Linked DNA regions of Homo sapiens: regions 1, 2, 4 and 5 are each linked to region 3. A link is a loop called in an ENCODE intact Hi-C map of the cell type or tissue named here. Cell type or tissue: PC-9. All regions are shown on one strand.

What was found. Hi-C counts contacts between places; a loop is a spot of excess contacts. Peaks named below come from ENCODE experiments on the same cell type or tissue, not always from the same donor. Only the 100,000 strongest peaks of a DNase experiment are listed, where the experiment ranks them.
Region 1: a loop joins it to region 3, with 6 times the contacts of the local background. A loop is called at or near these places in 14 of 110 quality-filtered maps.
Region 2: a loop joins it to region 3, with 2.6 times the contacts of the local background. A loop is called at or near these places in 17 of 110 quality-filtered maps.
Region 4: it touches region 3 in a loop (15-fold over the local background); 2 of 110 quality-filtered maps call a loop at or near these places.
Region 5: it touches region 3 in a loop (8-fold over the local background); 66 of 110 quality-filtered maps call a loop at or near these places.

The regions. Positions count from the first base shown.
Region 1 is chr12:100,666,020-100,671,019 of GRCh38, reverse strand. No RefSeq gene overlaps it. Among named protein-coding and RNA genes, the nearest start is that of GAS2L3, 95 kb to the right of the region's middle. In PC-9, a CTCF peak has its summit at 1,901 (motif pointing left); a DNase peak (open chromatin) is centred at 1,889; H3K27me3 peaks cover 1,631 bases.
Region 2 is chr12:100,346,497-100,351,496 of GRCh38, reverse strand. No RefSeq gene overlaps it. Among named protein-coding and RNA genes, the nearest start is that of SLC17A8, 8.1 kb to the left of the region's middle. In PC-9, a CTCF peak has its summit at 2,637 (motif pointing left); no DNase peak of the experiment used is centred here.
Region 3 is chr12:100,231,993-100,236,992 of GRCh38, reverse strand. It overlaps a transcript of DEPDC4 not described here. Among named protein-coding and RNA genes, the nearest start is that of DEPDC4, 33 kb to the left of the region's middle. In PC-9, CTCF peaks have their summits at 1,905 and 2,104 (motif pointing left); DNase peaks (open chromatin) are centred at 2,162, 2,572 and 4,932; H3K4me3 peaks cover 712 bases; H3K27ac peaks cover 2,254 bases.
Region 4 is chr12:100,570,911-100,575,910 of GRCh38, reverse strand. It overlaps GAS2L3 (growth arrest specific 2 like 3), which reads right to left and starts at 2,227. Exons shown (of 10, transcript NM_174942.3): 1 at 2,126-2,227. RefSeq lists an enhancer at 1,933-2,222 and a silencer at 2,253-2,382. In PC-9, no CTCF peak of the experiment used is centred here; DNase peaks (open chromatin) are centred at 1,020 and 2,270; H3K4me3 peaks cover 2,288 bases; H3K27ac peaks cover 1,232 bases.
Region 5 is chr12:100,732,086-100,737,085 of GRCh38, reverse strand. It overlaps a transcript of ANO4 not described here. Among named protein-coding and RNA genes, the nearest start is that of ANO4, 60 kb to the left of the region's middle. In PC-9, a CTCF peak has its summit at 3,070 (motif pointing right); no DNase peak of the experiment used is centred here.

The DNA of each region.
Region 1 (5,000 bases), 430 kb before region 3:
TGCAGTTAAATGCTGCTTAGCCTCACCAGTGGCTTCTCTCTCACTTGGAGAAATAATAACTAGTCAAATGCTGAAGATCCTCCAGGCATATTAATGATCTGTTCATGTTGTTTATAGGACAAATGGAATGACTATAACCAAGATGCTGACAGTGAGTGATGATTACTATCTGACAAAGCACTATTCTCAGTAAAGTCTGGTTTTCATCTGGGGAGACTGAGGGAAAATTCAAAGGCGCAAAGCAAATGGCAGAAGCCTGGCAGATTTTTGTACCGGTTTCTAACATTCATGGATTCCCTAGCATGCTCCAGGCACTGTGAAGTGGTTACTTAGTTATCTCCTTAATCTACACAACAGGTACCTCTGAAGTGAGTACTGTGATCCTTACCTATAGCCAAAGAACCCTGGTAACTTATCTAGGCTTCCACAGTGGCAAAGAAAAATATCCCTAAGGGATTCTGACCAAGTCCTTAAATCATTAGCACCATTGGTCAAGACTCAGTTGCAAGAGACAGAAACCCAGCTCAACGTATGCACCATCTAACTAACTTCAGGCATGGCTAGATCCATGGATCTAACCATGTCACATGCACTAACTCCATCTCTCCTCATTGATCTTTTTATCTCAGTTTGCCACAGCTTCATTCTGTGTGTGTCGTAAACTTTATTCTCTTCTGCAGCAGAGCTTCCCCTTATACAATCGGGAAGCTGAACACAAATAGTTCCAGCCAACATTATCATTTATCTCATGATCCCAGAGGAAGAGAGAGCCTTTCTTTTTCAGAATCCATGTGTAATCTCTCAGGGGAGATGCTGGCTCCATTCAGGTCACATTGCATCTATCCTTAAACCAGTCACCACAGTGGGGAGTTGAGTCCCGTGACTGACAGCCCACTGAGATCACATGAAGAGCGAAGCAGTGTCTCTGTGAAAGGAAGGTTACTGGACAAAACCCAGATGCCTATTAGAAGCAATTTAATAGAACTAATTGGGACTTAACTTAGATGGAGTCCCTTATGAACTTGGGTCTGCCAGTTTTCATGGGATTAATTTCTTTTTGTTTTACAATCTCTCGTGTGTGGGATATACTTGTTAAAATGGGATCAGAAGAACACACCAGGAAGCCCCAACCAGGTTTGTGTGTGTGTTAGAATTAATTTTAAAGTGAGTGGCTAGCAGTTTTCTTTCTAGAATAAAACTGGCCTGGACACTCCAAAAATGGTCATTTCATAAAAGGAAAAAAAGAAAATAACGCTGAGGAACCACACCAGATTAAGGAGACTCAAGAATCATGACAACTAAATACAGTCTGTGATCTTTTTTATTAGATCCTGGATTTAAAACTGTATATTAAAATGGCATTATTGTGACAATTTTTCAATCTTAGTATCTCTAGGTTAGATAATGATATTTCATTAATGTCACATTTCCTGAGTGAGACTGTGGTTATATGGAAGAATGTCCTTGTTATTAAGGGGCACATGCTGCAGTATTGGCGGATGAAGAGTCGATTATGCAACTAATTTTCAAATGGCTCAGAAAAAGATATATACACACAGATATAAGGAGAGAAAAAATAGAAACTATAGCAAAATATTAAGAATTGATGAATCCAGGTGAAAGGTATATGGGTGTTCATTATAACACTGTACTATTCTTGTAACACTTCTCTAGATTTCAAATTTTTCTAAATACAACATTGACGAGAAAAGAAAAAATTAAGGTACAGCCTCATAACAATCTAAAATTTAACTCCCCCACCCATAACGCAGAAAGTAAAGTCCAAAAAATTCAATCGTGTAAATGTGAGGTCATTTAGTGCCAGGCTAGTTACGTGACTGAGGATTTAACAGCCAGGGTTGCAGGAGTCCAAACTGTCCAGGTCCACTGCTGCTGGCGCCACCTGGTGGCAGTTATCCGCTGAAGGCTGGGGATTTGTTCTGGGTCCTATTGGTAGTGATGCCAGGAATCTGCAGGTGGTAGCACCCCTTTCCTCAATCAGATCCAGGAGCTTGCCCAGGAGTATTCCGACAACAAGGAGACCCACCCTCTTGTTTCCTGCTTTCCAAGAAGGGTTGCAGGTCGTGGGCAGGGGTCGAGGTGAAACACTCTGGGTCTAGTCCACGTGGGAAGCACTGGCATCCAGCACCTGCTGCGATAGCAGGCGGCGGGCTCTGCCACTCTGCCTGCAACAAAGTCCCTGGCTATGGAAACCTAATGACCACTAGTTCAATGAGGAAGTGCTTGGAAGAGTTTGATGCAGTTGCCTGTATCAAATCATGGCTGAGAGGGGAACATCACTTTGTCAGTGCAGCAAGGTCAGAAGAAAGATCACACTACTAATTTTTAAAAGTCAACAAACAGTTGAGAGACTATTAAAATTATTGGATACATTATTTGCACTCCAACTTACATCATTTAAAGCAGTTTTATTACAGAATAAAAGGGAATGTATTTTAAATTTTTATTTATACTTTTTTATAGAATTTTTTCTTTTTCTGTTTTTTTGTTTTTTTGTTTGTTTGAGATGGAGTCTCACTCTGTCGCCCAGGCTGGAGTGCAGCAGCATGATCTCGACTAACTGCAACCTCCACCTCCTGGGTTCAAGCAATTCTCCTGCTTCAGCCTCCTGAGTAGCGAGTAGCTGGGACTACAGGCGCACACCACCACACCTGGCTAATTTTTGTATTTTTTTCTAGTAGAGATGGGGTTTCACCATGTTGGCCAGAGTGGTATTGAACTCCTGACCTCAGGTGATCTGCTCTGCCCTCAGCCTCCCAAAATGGTGGCCATAGATTAATTTTAATTTCAATACATCACACCCGACTCATAGATTAATTTCAATTACCATATTGTTTTAAAATATTTTAATATCACCTGTGCATGAAGGTATGTTTTATTTTTGTTTTTGTTTGAGATGCAGTCTTGCTCTGTCACCCAGGCTGGAGTGCAATGGCATGATCTCACTGCAACATCCGCCTCCCAGGTTCAAAGGATTCTCGTGCCTCAGCCTCCTGAGTACCTGGGACTACAGGCGTGCACCACCATGCCTGGCTAATTTTTTGTATCTTTAGTAGAGACGGGGTTTCATCATGTTGGCCAGGCTGGTCTAAAACTCCTGACCTCAAGTGATCTGCCGGCCCTGGCCTCCCAAAGTGCTGGGATTACAGGCATGAGCCACTAAGCCCAGCCAAATGTGTTTTGAATACCAACCTGTACACACACCACTATATATACATACATACATATATACACATATATACATACGTGTATAAACACCAAAAGTTATTCTAGCCTGTTTTCTGAATGGAAAATTGGTCATACGGTACCACTTGTAGGTGTCCTTTCCCTACTGTTTTATTCTTTTTTAAATCTTGTTAATCCAGATAGTGTTTATGGTATGATTTATTTAACAGTACCATCTGCGTATGGTATGACTTACGACTTATATCTTGCCTATTTTAAGAAAAGATTTGAGGTGGTTTATGATACTCAATCATATATAAATCAAGGCAATAGGGCCGGGCGTGGTGGCTCACGCCTGTAATCCAGCACTTTGGGAGGCCAAGGTGGGTGGATCACAAGGTCAAGAGTTCGAGACCAGCCTGGCCAATATGGTGAAGCCCTGTCTCTACTAAAAACACAAAAATTAGCCGGGCGTGGTGGCGCTCGTGTTTAGTCCCAGCTACTCGGGAGGCTGAGGCAGAAGAATTGCTTGAACCCGGGAGGCAGAGGTTAATCGCCTGAACCGGGGAGGTGGAGGTTGCAGTGAGCCGAGATCTTGCCACTGCACTCCAGCCTGGGTGAGACTCTGTCTCAAATAAATAAATAAATAAATAAATAAAACAAGGCAATGAAAAAAGATTAAGATGAAAAACCATAAAAGAGGGGTGAACATGAGGTAAGCTAAATAGTCACAATTTTAGCTTTAAATTTCAGGGGGAAACAAAATGAAACAAAATGAGCTCTTGCTTCTAGACCCTCACCTCCAAAGGACAGCCAGAGTTTATTCTGGCTAGAAGGACACCCAGGAGAGCAGGACAATTGGAGCCAAGGAGTCTCTCAGTAGCAGCATCTGGTGACACCAGAACCAGAGAGTGGCTTCATGAAGACCAAGAGACCAAGAGGCCAAAACTCCATAGGCCATGAATGGCTCTCAGAATGGGTTGGCCAAGCCCAGGGCCAAAGGCAGGAACTGCACCACTAAGGACACAAGCAAGGAGCAGCAGTTGGGGTCAGGAAAGAGCATTCCTGAGTGACAGCTGTGGGCAGCAGCTGGAACTGCAGGGCCGGCCTTGAGGTGGAAAGGAAAACAGGGCTTCAAGGACCAGGGATACAGAGGACACTGATATAACTCTGCATCATTAAAGAAATCTGTGTTTATCTTTCATTGAAGGGCATAGTAACATGGCAACGATGAATTTTGTAAATGATACAGAAACATTCTTCTCATGAATGCTTCTCCTTGACAAAAGATAGGACACGTAGTAAAAAAAATAAAAATTTAAATTAAAAGGCTGAATAAGAGCTAAATGCATTTTGTGCAAATCAGTAGCATTTCTACATACCACTGAGAAGCAATTAGGAAATATAATGAGAAGGAGATTCCAGCTGCAGCAGCAAGAAAAAGATAAAGTAGCAAAGTACCTGGGAGTAATTTTTTACAAGAAATGTGCGTGACCTCTATAAAGAAAACCCAAAACTTTACTGAGAGAGTTAAAATTGAGTTCCATTAATCAATCTTTGATTAATGGGAGGGTATGCCAGACTGGAAAACTTAAGAAACGTCTTAAGATGTCAGTTCTTCACAAACTCACTTATGGATTAATGGCTCCCAAATGAAATTCCAATGGGGGAAAAAAGAAAAGGAAAATGTTTTAAAGTTTACATGAACAAAGATGAATAGTAATTAACTTTAAAAAGTCAGTATATGTGTTCTTGGTAGGGTGGACAAATGATGGTGAAGAGTTCCACATTGTAGAAAATTCCAAAGCAATAAC
Region 2 (5,000 bases), 110 kb before region 3:
TAAAAATTTCTTTTATGCAAGACTTCTCTCAATCCTTTAAAATTTGTATATTGTTAACTATCAGTAGTATTAACCTATATACATATATATATCTCAATTTCTTTCATTGAACTCCCATATTTGATATTAATTCTTCTATTGATAGTCAAGCTTATATACAAAGCATTTTCAAATATCTCATTTGATTCTCACTATAAACTTATGAAACAAATAAGCAGATAAAGAAATAAAGATGCAAATTTTGCCCAAGGTAACCTGGCCAGCAGAATTCAGAGAGCTGGGACTAGGTCCTAAAGATCATTTCCTGAACTTGTACCACCATGGTACATGGTACACTGTGATCATATAATCTTACTCTGAGTAGTAAAGAGTGTCTTTGGTGTAACTCAGGAAAGATATACTCAGAATCTTTGAGCTTTTAGAAACATTATTGAGCACCTAACTATAGGTATGCTTGTCCTAGCTACCATGGAAATTTTTAGAATAAAGTATGAGTGGGACACAGTGGTGTGTACCTGTAGTCCCAGCTGCTACTCAGGAAGCTGAGAGGGGAAGATCTCTTGAGCCCAGGAGTTCAAGCACAGTCTGGGCAACATAGCAAGACTTCATCTCTAAAATAATAAAATAGGCTGCTGGTTTCTAGGGTTACATATTATCTATCTTTCATTAAAATGTTCCACTGGAAATTAGGGCAAATTGACAGCAGAGTGAAGAGAAATTAGTATCAAACACTGATATACTGGCCTCTGGATTAAGATTGCCACCATCCACCCCATTCTAGGTAAGACTCCCCTTCTAAGGGAAGGCTAGTGGGAACCTTTATCCCATTCTATTGTAATTGCTTCCGTATCATCTTTCTGACTTGAGTTTCATGATCACATTTTATTCTCACACAGTAGAATAAAAAAGTGTATATGACAAAGTAGAATGGCCAAATTGATATTATCCCCATTTTACATGTGAGCAAACTGAGGCTCACTCAATAACTTGTCCAAAATTACATAGTTATTGGTGGAGCCGAGATTTAAACCCACCTGATTACAAATGTCACTTTATTTTTACATGCTGCTTCCAGTCCATAATAAAACACTGTTAGTCCCATTAATTTCAGCTCACTGTAAGTCAGCTACTCAGTTAATTTGTAGTTCAATTAATTTGACTCTAGTTTCCTAAATTACAGGATTTTTACACTATATGTAAAAGACATCTCCATAATACTTTGCAAATATAAACATGCATACATGGAGACCCTGGAAACATATCAATTTCCATTTTCAGTCTGTCACTGTAACTGCCTAGATATTAGGTGTCATTCATTTTCTTCCCAAATACATTAAATGAAATTTGAAAAGAAATGGTCAGATAACCAAAATACAGAACTTTAGGGTGTTTTTATACAGCATGGAATCAATCATTCATTAAGTATTTCACACATGATAAATGTCAAGAATTTGCTTTGAACATGAATTCCTTATATTTATGAAGAACTTTTAACTTCATTTTCACTGCTCCTTTGAGCCTTATAACTACATATAGAAAGAACTATGTTGAGCCAACTACTCCACTTTATTGTTGAAGCCCAGGGCATGGAGAAGGCCAGTGATACTTTGAGGTATCAGGCAGAGATGCAACAAGAAGTCACACTCATGTGCTCATTTGCTTGCTGCCATTGCTTACCTATAACAAATTATTTCTCATTTCATCTTGGAGGGTATCTCTCCCCAAGGTAAGGTATCTCATATTGGGGTATCCCAACATAAGACACTCAATTATCAATTTTTTAGTCTGTTTTCTGGCTGTAAAGACAATAACATTATTATTATTATTTAAAACAGAGTCTTGCTCTGTCACCCAGGCTGGAGTGAGCGCTATCTCAGCTCACTGCAACCTCCACCTCCTTGGGTTCAAGCAATTCTCCTGCCCCCAGCTTCCCAGGTAGCTGGGATTACAGGTGTGTGCCACCAGGCCCAGCTAATTTTTGTATTTTTAGTGGAGATGAGGTTTCACCATGTTGGCCAGGCTGGTCTCAAACTCCTAACCTTAAGTGATCTGCCTGCCTCGGCCTCCCAAAGTGCTGGAATTACAGGCTTATTTTTTAAACATGTGTTATACTACCCATATGCTCCGAAATCTCCCCTTGCGAAGAAATGAGGAAAGCTGGATTCCTTTCATTTGGTATTACTGCAGTGTGGAAACACTAGATTTGCTTTATGCACTATGCATGGTGACTTGCAAAAAATACTCAGGGATATACTAGAAAATCTGATAATCTGTTAAATACAGTTGTATTGTAATAATGCAAACTGAAATGTTGAAAGATCAAAACCAGAGATAATATTTTGAAGGATTTTTTTACCACCTTCATTTTTCTTGAAGGTGCAGATAGAACCCTGCGTGTCCAGATAATTTTAACACATAGAGCAGTGAACAAGGATGATATTTGGGGGGTTAAGGGTCACGGCAGAACAAACCCACACACCGTTCACAAGTATTTCTCATGATCCCATCCTTTTGTAGATGCTACACCAAAAGGCAGATATTCTTCCCATTATCTTCCCTAGCCTATTCATGTTAAAAAAAATCACCTGTAAAGGGGCTAATGTAATGGATGATTACTTGGGAGATAGTGACATCTTCTGGTAGTTTACAGACTAAATATATTTATGGCAGACATTTCCCCCACAACCCCAAAATCCAGCCACGGTTTTAAAAGATTTATTCTATATACATTAAGCCCCCAAGTGTGGATTCTTAAATGTATGAAATATTCAATAAAATATAAACCAGCTAAAAAATAACATTATAGCTCACTTATTCTGCTCCTTGCCTTGCTGTCATCCCTGGCTCTAATAGAAATGTTTTAATCAGCTAATATTTTTTTCTTTTTGGTATTTCTCCACATGTTCTAATTTAGGCAGCTAGCATTAATTCTGCTTTTCTTAGTCATGAAAAATTGACCAGATTTCCCTTATTTGAGAAGTTTTCATAAAATCTCAGAATTCAAAAGGACTTTGGCAGTTACCTGCTCTAATCCGCTCCCTAGTAGTTCAAACTTAATTTGAGAAAATGTGACCAAAGTAATCATTTGGTAGCATAAAAAAACAAAACAAAACAAACAAACAAAACACAGAAAAACAAAAAACAAAAAAACAGTAAAAAACTTTACAAAAGCTCTGTGCAGCTGAGCTCGGGCCCTGTCTCCTTTAAGCCTTCCCGACTATCTAGATTGCGTGTCCCTCCTACATGGATTTTGCTCATAGTGTGTATCACACTGTTCTGCACCTGTCTGCTTACTCAACTACCTTTATAACTACAGTGCAAACCCCCTGAGGGCAAGGCCTATATCTCATTTCTATTTGTGTCCCAAGAATCTCACAGTGCCAAGCGTATAGTATTTTATAGCTTAGTTTTATTTATGTATTTATTGAAAAATAAGTGCATTCAAATGGTGCCAGATGGTTTTTTTTGTTTGTTTTGCGACAGTCTCATTCTGTTGCCCAGGCTGGAGGGAGTGCAGTGGTGCGATTTCAGCTCACTGCAACCTCCGCCTCTCGGGTTCAAGCGATTCTCATGCCTCAGCCTCCCAAGTAGCTGGGGTTAGAGACGTGCACCAACACGCCCAGCTAATGTTTGTATTTTTAGTAGAGATGGGGTTTCACCATGTTGGCCAGGCTGGTATCAATCTCCTGACCTTTAGTGATCCATCCACCTCGGCCTCCCAAAGTGCTGGGATTACAGGCATAAGCCACATCGCCCAGCCAGGTGAAGTATTTGTTTTTCATTAAAGCAGAGTTTATTTTAGAGATCTATATCATCACAAAGTGAGTGGAAAAATCTATTGAGCACCTACTATGTGCCAGGAGCTGTGCTAGGTGCTTTGCACACTTTGCACACTAATCCTAATAGGCCTGTAAGGTGTGATCTTATTTCGTAGCTGAGAAAACTTATTCTGGTCAGTTAAGTGAAAGAGACAAGATTTACACTCATTCAGTCCGTGTAACTGTTTATACTCTACCTGATTCCAAAAGAGGATTTCTATGAACATAGATAAAAAACTTATTTTAAAAGGAAATCAGAGCAAATGAGAAATAAGGATTTTTTAAAAATCAGATAAAGCCAGAAGGTACGCATTGAATATTGCATACTATTATTATCCTATACATTTGCTACAGGTAAACAGCACATTTGGCTGAATCTCTTAGCTGTATTACCTAATCTGTTACTTTATGCGGACTTTAAAAGGTAGAAGCAGGCCAGGCGCGGTGGCTCACGCCACCCAGCACTTTGGGAGGCCAAGGCGGGTGGATCACCTGAGGTCAGGAGTTCGAGGCCAGCCTGGCCAACATGGCAAAACCCTGTCTCTACTAAAAATACAAAAAAAAAAAAAAAAAAAAAATCAGCCAGGCGTGGTGGCTGGTGCCTGTAAACCCAGTTACTTGGGAGGCTGAGGTACAAGAATCGCTTGGTCCCAGGAGGTGGTGGTTGCAATGAGCCGAGATCATGCCACTGCACTCCAGCCTGGACAACAGAGTGAGATTCATTCTCAAAAAAAAAAAAAAAAAGGAAGGGCAAACCACTTGCTTAGAAGCACATTGACTCCTGAACTGAAACCTGAAACCTCTCCAGTGGGTCCTCAAAGAAGCTATTTATGTGGGAGTGAACCAATGTCATCCCTGGCGTAAATACAAGTTCACAGCATAGTCAAAAGCTACCAGTGATAAAAGAAACCTGATGCATGGAGAAAACAAGGCAACCCAGGCACAAAGGTCTCAAGAGTGGGCTTAATTCAGAATTTCTAGAGAAAATGAATGGATTACTCAATTTTTGGCCTCCTCAATAAACATCTCTCAAAAACGAGATTTTGCCCATTGGGCAATAGAGAGTTAAATGTTGCTCTCTGACAAGTGGCTGGAGTACAGGTACCATTGCTGATTGAGGGCAGATTCACATAACCACTGTAGCTGGAGACAGACGTGACAACCTCTTATAAAATGTGAGCA
Region 3 (5,000 bases):
ATAGCCAACTGATCTTCGACAAAGCAAACAAAAACAGAAAGTGGGGAAAGGACACCCTCTTCAACAAATGGTGCTAGGATAATTGGCAAGCCACATGTAGGAGAATGAAACTGGATTCCTCATCTCTCACCTTATACAAAAATCAACTCAAGATGGATCAAGGACTTAAATCTAAGAACTGAAACTTTGAAAATTCTAGAAGATAACATGGGAAAAACTCTTCTAGACATTGGCTTATGCAAAGATTTCATGACCAAGAACCCAAAAGCAAATACAATAAAAACAAAGATAAATAGGTGGGACTTAATTAAACAAAAGCGCTTTTGCACAGCAAAAGGAACAGTCTGCACAGTAAACAGAGAACCCATAGAGTGGGAGAAAATCTTTATACATCTGACAAAGTGCTAATATCCAGAATCTACAAGGAACTCAAACAAATCAGTAAGAAAAAAACAATCCCATCAAAAAGTGGGCTAAGGACATGAATAGAAAATTCTCAAAAGAAGATATACAAATGACCAACAAACATATGAAAAAATGCTCAACATCACTAGTAATTAGGGAAATATAAATCAAAACCACAATGCAATACTACCTTACTCCCACAGAATGGTCATAATAGAAAAATAAAAAAAAAATAGATGTTGGCATGGATGTGGTGAACAAGGAACACTTCTACATTACTGGTGGGAATGTAAACTAGTACAGCCACTATGGAAAACGGTGTGGAGATTCCTTAAAGAACTAAAAGTAGAACTATCATTTGATTTAGCAATCCCACTACTGGGTATCTACCCAGAGGAAAAGAAGTCATTATACCAAAAAGATACTTGCTCACACATGTTTATAGCACCACAATTCACAATTGCAAAAATACGGAACCAGCCCAAATGCCCATCAATCAACAAGTGGATAAACAAAGTGTGGTATATGCATACAATGGAATACTATGCAGCCATAAAAAGGAATGAATTAAGGGCATTCGCAGCAACCTGGATGGGATTGGAGACCATTATTCTATGTGAAGTAACTGAGGAATGGGAAACCAAACATCGTATGTTCTCCTTCATAAGTGGGAGCTAAGCTATGAGAATGCAAAGGCCTAAGAGTGATACAGTGGGCCAGGCATGGTGGCTCATGCCTGTAATCCCAACACTCTGGGAAGCTGAGGCAGGTGGATCACCTAAGGTCAGGAGTTCAAGACCAGCCTAGCCAACATGGTGAAACCCGTCTCTACTAAAAATACAAAAATTAGCCAGGCGCAGTGGCGGGCACCTGTAATCCCAGCTACTTGGGAGGCTGAGATAGGACAATTGCCTGAACACAGGAGATGGAGGCTGTAGTGAGCCGGGATCATGCCACTGCACTCCGGCCTGGGTGACAGAGCAAGACTCCATCTTGGGGGAAAAAAAAAAAAGAATGATACAGTGGAGTTTGGGGACTTGGGGGTGAAAGGGTGGGAAAGGGGTAAGGGATAAAAGGCTACAAATTGGGTTCAGTGTATACTGCTGGGGGGATGGGTGCCCCAAAATCTCACAAATCACCACTAAAAAGCTTATTCATGTAACCAAATACCACCTGTTCCCCAAAAACCTATGGAAATGAAGAATTTTTAAAAAGAGAATAAAAAAAAAAAAAAAACCTTAAAAGAAAAAAAGAATATGGGCTCTGGAATCATAGACCTGGATTTACGATTTGACCTGTTTGGGTTAAAAGGGAAAATACTATCAGATGAGTATTCTAGATTAGGATAAAATATAGTTTAGAAATAGAATTACCAGAAGTCAGAGTTGTTAAGCATACTTTAAATATCTTATTTTGTTATCATTTAAATTGAGTATTTCCTACAACATTCTCTAATGGAGCTTATTTTTATCAACGTGTACATATATATGTATATGTATGTGTATATACATATATATATATACACACACATACATCCATACTACTACTCAATGAAACTTGTAAACAGTGAAACGTTTGTAAACAATGAAACTTGTTTACAAAGAAACTGACTTCTACTGAATAGTTTTTGAAGGTTCTGAGGCATTAATTTCCAAAGGGAAATTTCTAACCAAGCATTGCCATGCCACCTAGTGACAGCTTCATAAAGCACAGTTATTAGGCTTAAAAAGAATTAAGTTCCCAAGGGTATCATCATTCAATGTTAGGCTAAACAGTTTGGAGGGACTTACGTGTAAAGCATTTTTTTCTCTGTATAAATAAATCCAGCTTCAATTACTGGAAAGCTTTGCTCCTGATAGAATATTCAGTAAATTTCCATGACCATTAACGGTCTGATTCATAACACTTGAGACTGTTTAAACTTCTTAGATTATTCGGTCTCTACGAGATGACAAAGATTGTTTGCTTGACCAAACTTTAGTCAGGCTCCTGAATCTTCTTCTAGTCCCATCTGTGCTCTTCCTTGTAAAATCCCATTTTAGCAAAGAACCCTGCTGTGTCAGTTTAGCAAGAAGCCCCCACCGTCAATATCTGATCATACTCAATATCCAATCAGGTTCCTCATCCTTCATCATTCCCCAAAGGTTATGTGTCATCATCCTGGCCAGTCTTCAGCGAGAATCCTGTTAGGTCAGTTCAGCCAGAATCTCCCTTACCCTTGAGGTTTTTCTCTGAGTAATTTTCCATTCATTGACCCCTGACCTGCTTCTTGGCTATAAATTCCCACCACTTGGCCATGCCGTACCCAGATTTGAGGCTAGTATCTCTCTCTGACTGCAAAATCCCATAGCAGTGGTCCCTGTACCTATTTTGATGGTCCTGAATAAAATCATCTTTTAACAAGTATCATTGAACAATTTTTTTTGTTGACAGGTACTATCCACATAAATAAAAGTTTGGTTTTTTGTTTGTTTGTTTCTGGAGACAGGGTCTAACTCTGTCACTCAGGCTGAAGTGCAGTGGTGTAATCATGGCTCACCACAGCCTCAACCTCCTGGGTTCAAGTGATTCTCCCACCTCAGCCTCCTGAGTAGCTGGGACTACAGGCACATGCCACCAAGCCCAGCTAGCTTTTTTTTAAGAGACAGGGTTTCGCCATGTAGCCCAAGCTCATAAAAGATTTTCTAACTCCAAAAAAAATTTTTTTTTGAGACAAAACGTTTTTCTTCTTATATAACTTTTATACATAAAGAATTCAAGACTGAAATCTGTTATTGAGATCTTTTTCCTGGAAATCTTTCCTTCCGGTACACTCTACAAGTAGATTGCAAGTGCTTCTATTTGCTGATTCCTTGCATGCTAAAAAGATTTTTGGAACACAAAAACCAAAAAAGTTGGGGCTGAAGCCTCATCTCTGATGCTTAGCAACCCTATAACCAATGATGCTACCTAATAATTCATTCATGAGTATAATCATTCAGCTTTTCAGCTATGCCAGGTATGATGTAGGAGACATAAAGTGGATGTCATAGTCCCACCCTTGGAAAAGTAACTCTAATACAAAGAACATAAACATGACATTAACAACGTAGTAATGTATAGAGGTATGAAGACAGAACTCTATACAACTATTTTATTATGGCATCTGAAAGAGAAGCAGTATTTAAAGTTGGTCGTGAAATCTGAATGGGAGTTAGAATTTGTAACAGCATCTCTGGAAGAGGGACGAGAATGTTTAAAGGGACTGGGTTGCCGAGAACATTTTATACATATTTCCATCTTTCAGGGGGCTGTATGCATATGCATACATGAAAATTATATATATGTATGTATATAGGAGTGGCAGCTTGGGTTAGAAAGATGAGGAGTTGAGAGTAAATTTAACTTTGATATGTTTAGGGTGAGATACTTGTGAACATCTAAATTGAAGGTGTGGTAAAGCATAAACTTCAAAATTAGACCCACCTGTGTTTGACTCGCAAGTCCACTACCTAATGTGACCTTGAACAGTTTACTCGTTGTTTTGAACCTAGGTTTTCTCATTTGCAAAATGGAGCTAGTATACAATTGTTGCAGTTAGGATTAAATGATATGTACATACATTGCCTGTCACAGGTTACACTATTTTAATAAGTGCTATCCTCTCACCCGCCAGGCCTGTTTCTTTTTTTGTGTTTGTTTTGTTTTGTTTTGTTTTGTTTTTGAGATGGAGTTTCCCTCTTGTTGCCCAGGCTGGAGTGCAATGGCGCGATCTCGGCTCACCACAACCTCCTGCCTCCCAGGTTCAAGCGATTGTTCTGCCTCAGACTCCCAAGTAGCTGGGATTACAGGCATGCGCCACCACGCCTGGCTAATTTTGTATTTTTAGTAGAGATGGGGTTTCTCCAAGTTGGTCAGGCTGGTCTCAAACTCCCGACCTCAGGTGATCCGCCCACCTTGGCCTCCCAAAGTGCTGGGATTACAGGCGTGAGCCACCGTGCCCAGCCTTAGGCCAGTGTTTCTCAAAGTGGCCCAAGGTCTACCTGCACCAGAATCACCTGGAGTGCTTGTTACACAATGACGCCTTTCCATACCTAATAAATTAATTTACTGAGATGGAGCTTGAAACTCTGAAATTTAACCGTCACATTGGAGTTGTGAGGTATATAAATTATGTTAATTAACCCATATACAAAGATTTTTTTTTTTTTTTGAGACGGAGTCTTGCTCTGTCGCCCAGGCTGGAGTGCAGTGGCGCGAACGTGGCTCACTGCAACCTCCACATCCTGGGTTCAAGCTATTCTCTAGTCTCAGCCTCCCTAGTAGCTGGGATTACAGTTGCGTGCCACCATACCTGGCTAATTTTTGCATTGTTTTTTAGTAGAGACAGGGTTTCACCATGTTGGCCAGGCTGGTCTCAAACTCCTGACCTCAGGTGATCTGCCTGCCTTGGCCTCCCAGAGTGCTGGGATTACAGGCGTGAGCAACTGCACCTGGCAAAGACTTCTAATTACACAACTGTTCACTGACTCAAGTTTCTATTAGCATTTTCCTTTAGGCTAAAAATATGAAACCACTTAACCTTTTGTCAGAAAGAATATGATACTTCGAAAGTT
Region 4 (5,000 bases), 340 kb before region 3:
GGAAAGTTACTTAATGTTAGGAATATAAAGGTGTGTAACACAGAAAAAAGCCTGCACTGAATTCCAGGTGAACCCTAGTAAGTGATTTCCCTTCTTTGAGCTTCAGTTTTGTCCCCTATAAAATAGAGATAACGGCCAGGCGCGGTGACTCATGCCTGTAATCCCAGAGCTTTGGGAGGCCGAGTCGGGCGGAACACGACGTCAAGAGATCGAGACCATCCTGGCCAACATGGTGAAACCCCGTGTCTACCAAAATACAAAAATCAGCTGGGCGTAGTGGCACACACCTGGAGTCCAACTACTCGGGAGGCTGAGGCAGGAGAATCGCTTGAACCCGGGAGGCAGAGGTTGCAGTGAGCCGAGATCGCGCCACTGCACTCCAGCATGGGCGACAGAGCGAGACTCTGTCTCAAAAAAAAAAAAAAAAAAAAAAATAGAGATAACATGAACTACATTTTAGGATTACTAAGAGGTTTAACAATAATATAAGTAAAGAACACAATACCTGATATATAATGATGTGTTTGATAAATAGTAATCCACGTGTTTATGATGTGTCAGATACTGTTTTAAATGCTTTACATGTATAATTTAGTCAATAAACAATAATTATCCCTATCTCTGGTACTGCCTTCACCTTCTACCTCTCCCCATCCTTTGGGGAGAGCTCAAAACTTTTTGTCTAAGTTAAACAGCAGAGAAATAATAATAGCTATGTATCAGGCACTGTGCTAAATTAGTTACGTGGAATTTCATTTAATCTTTACAACAATCCTCTCAATAAAGTAGGAACTATTATTAACCTTCTTTCACAGACTAGGAAATTTAGGCTTAGAAGGATTAAATAATGTGTCTAAAGTCAGATATCCAATGAAGTCTGATTTCAGAGCCCCCCTGCTTAGCAACTCTGTCACGCTAAAAAAAAAAAAATTACTACTTCTAATTCAATGTCAGATAGCAAACACCTACTGTTCAATGACAGTTGGTTTCTAATGAGATTTTGAAACAGATGAGTCAGACAACAGGTATCGGCATCTACACCAGATCACTAGAGTTTCCACTTCTGTCATTTGAAACAGTTCCAATTTGTTCCCAAAGGGAATCTGAGGTGGTGAGAATTTCAATTTCTAATCATTTAAGTGCCAAGACAGGTGATCAGATAGCAATTCACAAAGCGGTTCTGTTGTTCTTGTTGTTTTTGTTTGTTTGTTTTTTGCTCTTCACACAAGCGAAGCAAAACCCAGGCTCTGACCTAAAATCATCTCTTTGCAACCACTGGGGATCAGCTATTCCACCATGCCATGCCACAAAGCACTCAAATTTACAACATTCAATCCCTCGGTGTGAAAAGATTAGGAAAGGAACCACGGGTGACTGCATAGAGGAGCACGCCCTCCAAAACTTTCCTCTGACTTCCAAGGCACTCTACAAGCCTTCCCTTTCTTTTGCCAGCCTCTCCCCGGGCAGTCCTCCAAACTGAGGGTTGTGGGCGGAAGGCATCGCGCAGGGTCTCCAGCTCTATTCCCCAGTTCCGCACATGTGGGCGTTCTAGACCCTGCATGGACTGGGAGAAAAAACAGGGAAGAGCCTATAAACCTTGCTAGAGGGCAAGAATAACTGTCTGTCTCTTTCTCTTTGCAGGGCCAGAGACTTCATCAATTCTTTCCGAGGATGATGAACAGAAAAAAACAGACCCTCTAAGTGCCAGGCGCTTAGGGATGAGGGTGCCCCTGAAGATCCCACAGTACCTTCGGGCTCTGATACCGCTCTGGATTTAAAGCAGGGCGAGTAGCGGCTGGATCCCTCCTCCCCAGCTGAGCTCGCCCACACCAGCAGCCCCAACCGCCCCGCACACCTGTCGCCCCTCTCTCCGCACTTGGGTGGACAGGTGAAGGCAGGCGCAACGTCACCTTGACGGCCCCAGGAGCCAATCAGAGCACGCGACTGCCGCAGCCAGGCAAACGCAGAGCGTACTGGCTCCCGCAGCCGGGAGACCCAACAAACCTCAGCTTCGGGGCCTCAGAGAGCGGGGGGCTCCTGGAGCCCTCAGGCTGAGGCGCGGAGGCCCCGAGACAGCGCGTAAAAGTTCGCCAGGAAAAGAGAAGACAAACAGGGAAGTACTCACCAGGCGCAGGAGGGTCACTTCTCCCAGCGGGGCGACAACTCGGCTCAATCTGTGCGGGGCCAACACGCCCCTGACCAACCGCCGCCGCTGCCGCCGCCGCCTGGGCCTCAGGGTCAGTAGCCGCTGGCCGCCGCCTGTTTCGAAGGGACCAATCATAAGGCGGGGGCGTGGTCTGAGGCCCCGCCCCCGGGCTGCCGGGAAGCACGCGACCCGTGGGCGCTCGCCTGTCAGCGCGTCCAGCGCTGCGCCTCCGGGCGTCTCGGAGCTTCGGTGGCCAAGTCCCTCTGTTCACTGAAAGGCGAAGTGGTTCAGTCAGAGCAGGTCCTCCGATCTGGCCTTTCAGCGACAGCCAGTTCGAAAGCCACAGCCCGTCCTGTTGTTCCCACAGGCCTGAGAGGTGAATGAACCTCGCCTGTAATAATTGCTTCTGAGCGTCCTGGAATGTTGCGGTGCAGCTGAAGGCGCTTCCCTGAGTTTTATCCTGGTCTGTTAAGAGCCGCTCCCAACCCCACATCCACTCGGGAGCTGGCTGACCTGAGGGCGCCACGGTTTCCAGAGACGCAGCCTGGAACCCAGCAGGAATGGGGGTCCTCAGCAGAAATCTTTCAGAGAGAGGCCCCTCTTCTCAGGTGCGGAGGGATGAGGAGGAATCCTGTAGTCCCAAGTCACAAAAGGAGGATGTTGACTCTTCAGCAAACACCGGAGCCTGAAAACAAAACAAAACAAAACAAAAAAACAATGAACTTCAACGTAAGGGATGCTTACTAGCTCCCAGGGTTGAAATAAAGCCGAGACTAGACATCAGTGTAACAATCCCAAGTCGGTTATATCTGTAAATGTGGCTTGTTTCATAGCAAAAAATAAAATAAATAAATAAATAATTTTTTAAAAAAATCACTGGCTTTGTCCCCGAGGCCTGTGTTGCAGCCCAGGCCCTTCTTTTTTTTTTTTTTTTTTTTTTTTTTTTTTTTTTGAGACAGGGTCTTGCCCTGTCACCCAGGCTGGAGTGCGGTGGCACGATCTCGGCTCACTGCAGCCTTGATCTCACGGACTCAAGAGATCCTCCCACCTCAGCCTCCAGAGTAGCCAGGATTACAGGCCTGTGCCACCACACCGGGCTAATTTTTGTGTTTTTTGTAGAAATGGGTTTTTGCCATGTTGCCCAGGCTGGTCTTGAACTCCTGGGCTCCAGTGATCCTCCCACCTCGGCCTCCCAAAGTGCTGGGATTACAGGCGTTAGCCACCTCACCCGGCCCTATTCAGTCTTTTAGCCTTCCTCAAATCATGTCTCCTCTCTGGGCCTCAGGTCTCCATCTGTGAATGGTGGGCACTGAACTGGAATGACATCTCTCTCTAGCATTTATTCCTTCCTTTACTCAACAAAAACAATGAGATGTACTGTTGCTTGCTAAAGAAACTGAAATGAAAACAGCCTTAGGCTTCAAAGTGCTCAGCAGCATGGTAAAGGCCAAATGGAAGTCTGTGGAGGTCCATGAAAGAAGGAACCCCTAAGAGTCTTGAAGGGTGATGGCAGAGGTTTGAAAGGAGCTGAATTTTTAAAGATGAATTAAGACTCTGCCAGGAGGGAGGGATAACTGGGAATAAGAATTAATTTCCAGGCAGAGAGAGCAACAAAGACAAGGTTCCAGAGATGTGAGAGTACATGAAATGTTCTGAGAATACTCATTTTGAATGACTGAAGTCTGCAGATTGGGAGGCAGATCAGATGGGAGAAGTAGACACAAATGAAAGGCCTGGTAGATGCTGAGGAATTTAGTTTCTTTCCCACAGGCAATTGGGATGATTATAAGGAAGGACTGGTAGGAACAGATTTGTGTTTTAGGGGAAAAACAATATTTTCACAGATGTTTGAAGATGGTAGTAAGACAGGTGGCAATCCCTTAAATTAAAAGATGACGGTTACCTAAATTATCTCAGAAGGGATGGTGAGGAAGAGGTATCTGGTGATACCTAAGAAGCTGACTCATCTGGACTTAGTTATTATGTGATTGATGATGGTACCAATCTAAAGAATACAAGGAAAACAGGCTGTGGGGGAAAATAATGCATTTTGGTTTGGAGTGTGTTCAGTTTGAAGTGTGAGAGGAGTGTGCAAGTGGAGATGTTCAGAAGATAAAGTTAGACCTGAAGCTGTTTAAATTGGTCTGTGTAGGAGATATAGATTTGAGAAGTAAATTCAACAAATATTATTTTACACATCTTCTGTGTCAGGCTCCATTCTAAGCACAAGGGATCCTACTGTCATGGAGCTTACATTCTGGGGTAGGTGGGTGAGTGAAGATGGTAACTAGGAGTTGATATTTAAGTGGTAAATGAACCTGAAACCAGATAGTGGTTGCCACTTTTGAAATTGACTCAGTAGTCCCAACCGTAGAAATTGACCCTTCTGGTCTTAAAACCTAAAACTTACATTTGTTTTATCCGAGTTGTTTCCTTAGGAAAGGATCCCTAGACCTCTCAAAAAGTATCAAAGAACTGAAACTCACCAGATCATCTCAGCCAATGAAAGCCTGGCCCTTCATTCATCCTGATTGCTTCCTTGCCCCTCTCTAGTTCCTTTCTTCTTACACATTGCTACATTTCTTCCCTGCTATATAACCCCCTAATTTTAGCGGTCAGGAAGATGGAGTTGAGACTGATCTCCCATCTTTTCAGCTGCAGCACCTGATTAAAACTTTCTTCCTTGGCAGTACTTGTCATATCAGTCTTTGGCTTTCTGTGCTGCAAGCAGCAGGACCTAGACCAAACCCCTGGTGTTTCAGTAACACTTTTAATATTAAAATCAATCCCACAACACTTTGCTGCTCACATCACCACAATAGATAGGTATTCACAGGACCTATTTTTCAAATCT
Region 5 (5,000 bases), 500 kb before region 3:
GTTACACTGGCACCTTCTGGGAAGATTAAGCATCTGTCATACCTACCTCCCCTTCAGAGGTTAGTTTTCTAGGGCTGCTGTGACAAAGTACCACAAACTGGGTGGCTTAAAACAACAGAAATTTATTCTCTCATGGTTCTGGGGGCTGCGAGTCCAAAATAAGGTGTCAGCAGGGCTGTGCTATCTCTGAAGGCTCTAGAGGAGAATCTGTTCCATGCCTCTCTCCAGGCTTCTGGTGTTGCCAGAAATCCCAGGGTATTCCTTGGCTTGGAGATGCATCACTCATATCTCTGCCTCTGCCATCACACAGCTCTCTCTGTATGGTCTCTGTGTCTCTTCCCTTCTTATAAGGACACTAGTCACATTGGAGTAGGGCCCACCCTAGTCCAGATGACCTCATCTTAACTTAACTACACCTGCAAAGACCCTATTTCCAAATACAGTCACAATCACAGGTACTGGGGATTCGAACTTCAAAGTACCTTTTTGGGGGATACATTTCAACCCAACACCCTGACATGGTAGCTAAAGCTGACTGGACCAGGGAAGGCCACTTGGCCCAAGTCTGCAAGATGTCAGGTAACAAGAGTGTCATCCAATAGGAGCCCAATGACCTGGGCTCAAATTGCAGCTCTTACTCTCATATGTCCTCAGGCAATTCTTTACCCTCTCAGGGACTCCATCTCCTCATTTATAAAATGGGGGAAAATATCACTGTTTACCTCAGGATCTTTTTGAGGATTAAATGAGTAAATACAGAAAAAGTAGTTAGAACACAGTGCTTGGCAAAAAGAAAGCTCCCCAAAGTGTTTGTTAGCTACTGAATCATCCTCACACTATCTACCCCTCCATTTTCATTGAAAAAAGCACCTTAAAAGAGAATTCTCTACTCACAGCCCTCCTCTCCCTTTTCAGAGCTCTGCAACGTGGCTCCCATCCCGCCACCCACTCACGTGGCTCTCACGATGTCACCAAGGCAGACTTTAATTTTCAACCTCCTCAGTCTGTCCTAGAAATTCTCTGGGCTTTCCAAGAAAGGTGCTTGCTTGGTTCTCCTACCTCTGTCATTATTTCTACCCTCACCGTGCTTCCCCCAAAGATTGGTCCTTGGTCCTCCAAACACACACAACGTACTAATTCTCACTCTTATTATCTCATCTTCTTCCAAAGATTTGACTGAACTCTCTGTGCAGATAGTGCCAATATCTTCATCTCCTGAACATGTTCTCCATATTTCTAATTTTCCGTGAGGCATTCTGACGTGAGAAGTCTCACGGGCACATCAAATCAACACATCTAACCTATCACCATCACATCCTCCCTCTTCCTGACTTCCACATTCCTGGGAACAGCTCAGACTCTGTCACCCTGATGCAAAATCTCAGGGAACACTTACTATCCCCATATCCAGCCAATGACTAGTCCTGCCAGCAATTCCATCCCTCTCCCCCTAGACCCGCCTCTTCATCCCACCTCCCTAGTTGATTTCTGTCTCATGTCAAGACCACAGTCACAGCCACTAACTCTGTTACAACACCAGATTCTCCCATAGGAACTCCATCCTGTTCACCACCATAATAATCTTCTCTCATCCATACATTTGTCTTGTCACCCCCCTACTGTGAACCCTAAATGTCCTCCTACTACTTAGCTAATGTTTAATGTCTCACTGATGTCTCTGGGAATGGCATTTTAGGTTGCTCAGTGTTTTCAAACCAGGGTCTGCGAGCTCTCCACGAGAATTTTTAAACTATCTTTGTTTCTCATTTAAAAGTTAATCATTTAAAAATTAATACAAGCATATTCTGAACCAAGTCCTGCCACTTAATTTTAATGCCTGGGTTTACTTTTGTGTTTCTATCAGGTTTGGCACCAATTGGTACAATGAATGAGAAAAGGGGAGAGATGGATATGCCGAGGTACATTCATGGCAAATGAAGATTCAATAACCTCACATCAGTGAGCATTAACATTGATTTCACAGGGGGTTGAACTCAGAAAGGTGGCAGCAATGCAGAGTCATCATGAAGTACCTAGCAGTAAAACTGTACTGCACTCAAAGAACCAACATCACTGCAGCCAGTACCCCATTGCATTACAAGCAGTGACTGCATTTCAGCAAAATAACAACATACATCATATTCAATTAGTGTGGTAAATTTGTATTTTTATTTGGGTTACTGAATTTTAAATCTCATCTGCAAAATCAATTTTAATGGCTATTTGGAATGCAAGGTGTCTATATATAGTTCTATGTTTGAACATACTTAAGTAACCTCATAATAAAAATAATTTAAATCCATTTTAGAGGTTCATCATTAATGCTTTGCATAGGCATCCACATTGCTGGAGTTTGAGAAGCCACGGCATAGTGTTTAAGAGTATATAGGATTTAGTGTCAAACAGACCTAGAATGAAATCTTGGGTAATTAATTTCTAGCTGGGTGGCAAAGCGCAAGTTTCCTCATCTGTAAAATGGAGAAATAACAGTAACTTGCTCATAGAGTTCTGATTAAGTAAAATAATGTATGCAGGGAGTCAAGAGCAGCTGGCAGGCAATAAGTGCAAAATAAGCATAAGCTGTAGCTATTATCTTCACTTTTCTTTTCTGATCTCTAAGTCACTGCCCAACATTCTAGAATCAAGAAAGTTTTGAAAGGAAATGGAAAGGAGAAGAAGGATTCAACCAAAAGAAAAATGGCACGGCTCACTCTTCTACTTTCGACCAAAGTAACCAGTGTTTAAGGTTGAGTGAGCATAACAAGGAGAAAGTCTCACTTTGATTTTCAGCAGCACTCTAACACTTGCTTAGCATGTTCTCCAAACAGCAAAGAGTAGACTTTTACCATGCATTTTCAATTTGCACTTATTTCTTTTAAAAATAGATTAATATAAATCTTTAAAAAGTAATTCGATTGTACTATCAAGTGCATAATAGTACAGGTGCTACAAAAACAAAAGGGTTAAAGCAAATGATGAAGATCTGGGAACAAGAGATGACTTCTTATCTCCCTGGACATTTCCTCCATCTAATTCCATGCAAAAGCAGTAGAAATCCACAAGAGGGCGATCCAGAAAAGTGAGTCCACAAGCAATTGCTCTGATTCTGAAAATAAATGCCTATGCATTTATATTTTCTTCCCTCTCCTCCCCAGCCACCCCCTTGACCTCCAGCTTTTCCAGGCAATAATATTTTTTTAAAAAAATCAAAATGACACTAGTGCTCACCTATGGTGATCTGGCTGACACAACTGTAGTAGCTGCCCGTCGTTGCAGAGGAAAGGTTATAACTTCCGCTGCTCACATCTTTGTCTGTTAAGAAAATAAAAGACAAGAAGGTTAATTATAACTTAGTAGACACCATGACCACAATGTAAATATATGACTGGTGGTAAATAAACCAGCTCTCCTTGTCTATGACACGGGTAGTCTCATACTCATTCAGTGGTTCACCCATCAACGTTTAGGGAGAGCCAGGTGCCAGACCCTGGGATGGGCACTTAGAACATATCAATAAACAACCCAGACAGCTACACACAGGCAATTGCAGTTTCATGTCATCATTATTACAATGGGAGAGTGAAGGGTGCTTGGGCAGTTGGGGGCAGGGAGTTAGACAGGAGAGAGGGTGCCTGACCCAGACTATAGACTAAAGAGTATCAGGTAAGGTTTCCTGGAGGAAATTTAACATCCTAATGAAAACCTAAAAGGTGAGTACTATCTGACTGGGCAAAAAGTGGATGAATTGAGGGAAACGATGCAGGCAGGGGAGCTATCATCCCCATCCTCCATCCTCTGGAGGCTGAGAGGCCACAGGCAGCTTCGTGGGTTAGCAGCTGAATGCAGTAAGAGAAGGAGAGATGAGCAGCAGCCAGGTTGCAAAGTGTCTTGTAAACCAAGTTAACAAGTTTGGCTTCTGCCTAGAAAGCAGGATCCTATTTTTGTTTTAGGAAGATCACTTTGTGGCAGTTTCCAGGATAGATTGGAGGACACTGAGATGAGAGTAGAAGGACTTATTTGCGAGGCTGCTGCAGTATTCTGACGAGAAATAGTGGTGGTCAAACCATGGGAGGAGTGGCAGTGGAGACAGAGAGGGGCAGATGCAATGCCCTCAAAAGCTAAAAGTGCAGCACAGGAATCAATTTCCTCATTACCGTGAACAGAAAATGTTCTAGGCAGAGGGGGGCAAAAGAAATCAAAGCCTCACAGGTGCATTGCATATCAGCATTTTCACCCACAACATTTCGTGCACGAGGTAGGTGCCACCCTTACATCTCTGATGGAAAGGCTGAGAATCCAGGTGGCTGAGTGCCGTGCCCAAGGTCACACTGACAGCATGTGGCAGAAGAGAGCTCAAATCTAGATCAGGAGTATTTGAAATTGTTTATGAAACATTGCAGGAACACAAAATTTAAAAACTCCTAGAAGATAACATAGGAAAAACATCTAGATGGCAGTGATGTTTTAGATATAACGCCAAAGACAAGATCCATGAAAAAAATAATGGATACACTGGATTAAAAACTGCTACTCTATGAAAGATAATACAAACAGAATGAGAAGACAGGGCACAAACTGGGAGAAAATATTTGTAAAACACATATCTGATAAAGGATTGTTATATAAAGTATACAAAGAACTCTTAAAACAACAATAAGAAAACAAATAAGCTGACTTAAAAAAATGGGCCAATCACTTTTACAGACACATCACCAAAGATGATACAGATGGCAGATACACACATGAAAAGATGCTCCACGTCAGACACCAGAGAAATGCAAATTAAAACAAACATAAAATACCACTACACATTTATTAGAATGGCCAAAATCTGGAACACTGACAAGACCAAATGCTGGCAACAGGACCTCTATTGCTGGTGAGAATACAAAATGGTACAGCCATTCTAGAAGAGAGTTTGGCAATTTATTACAAAACTAAACATACTCTTACCATACCATCCAGCAATCACACCCCTTGGTATTTGGTATTTACTGAAA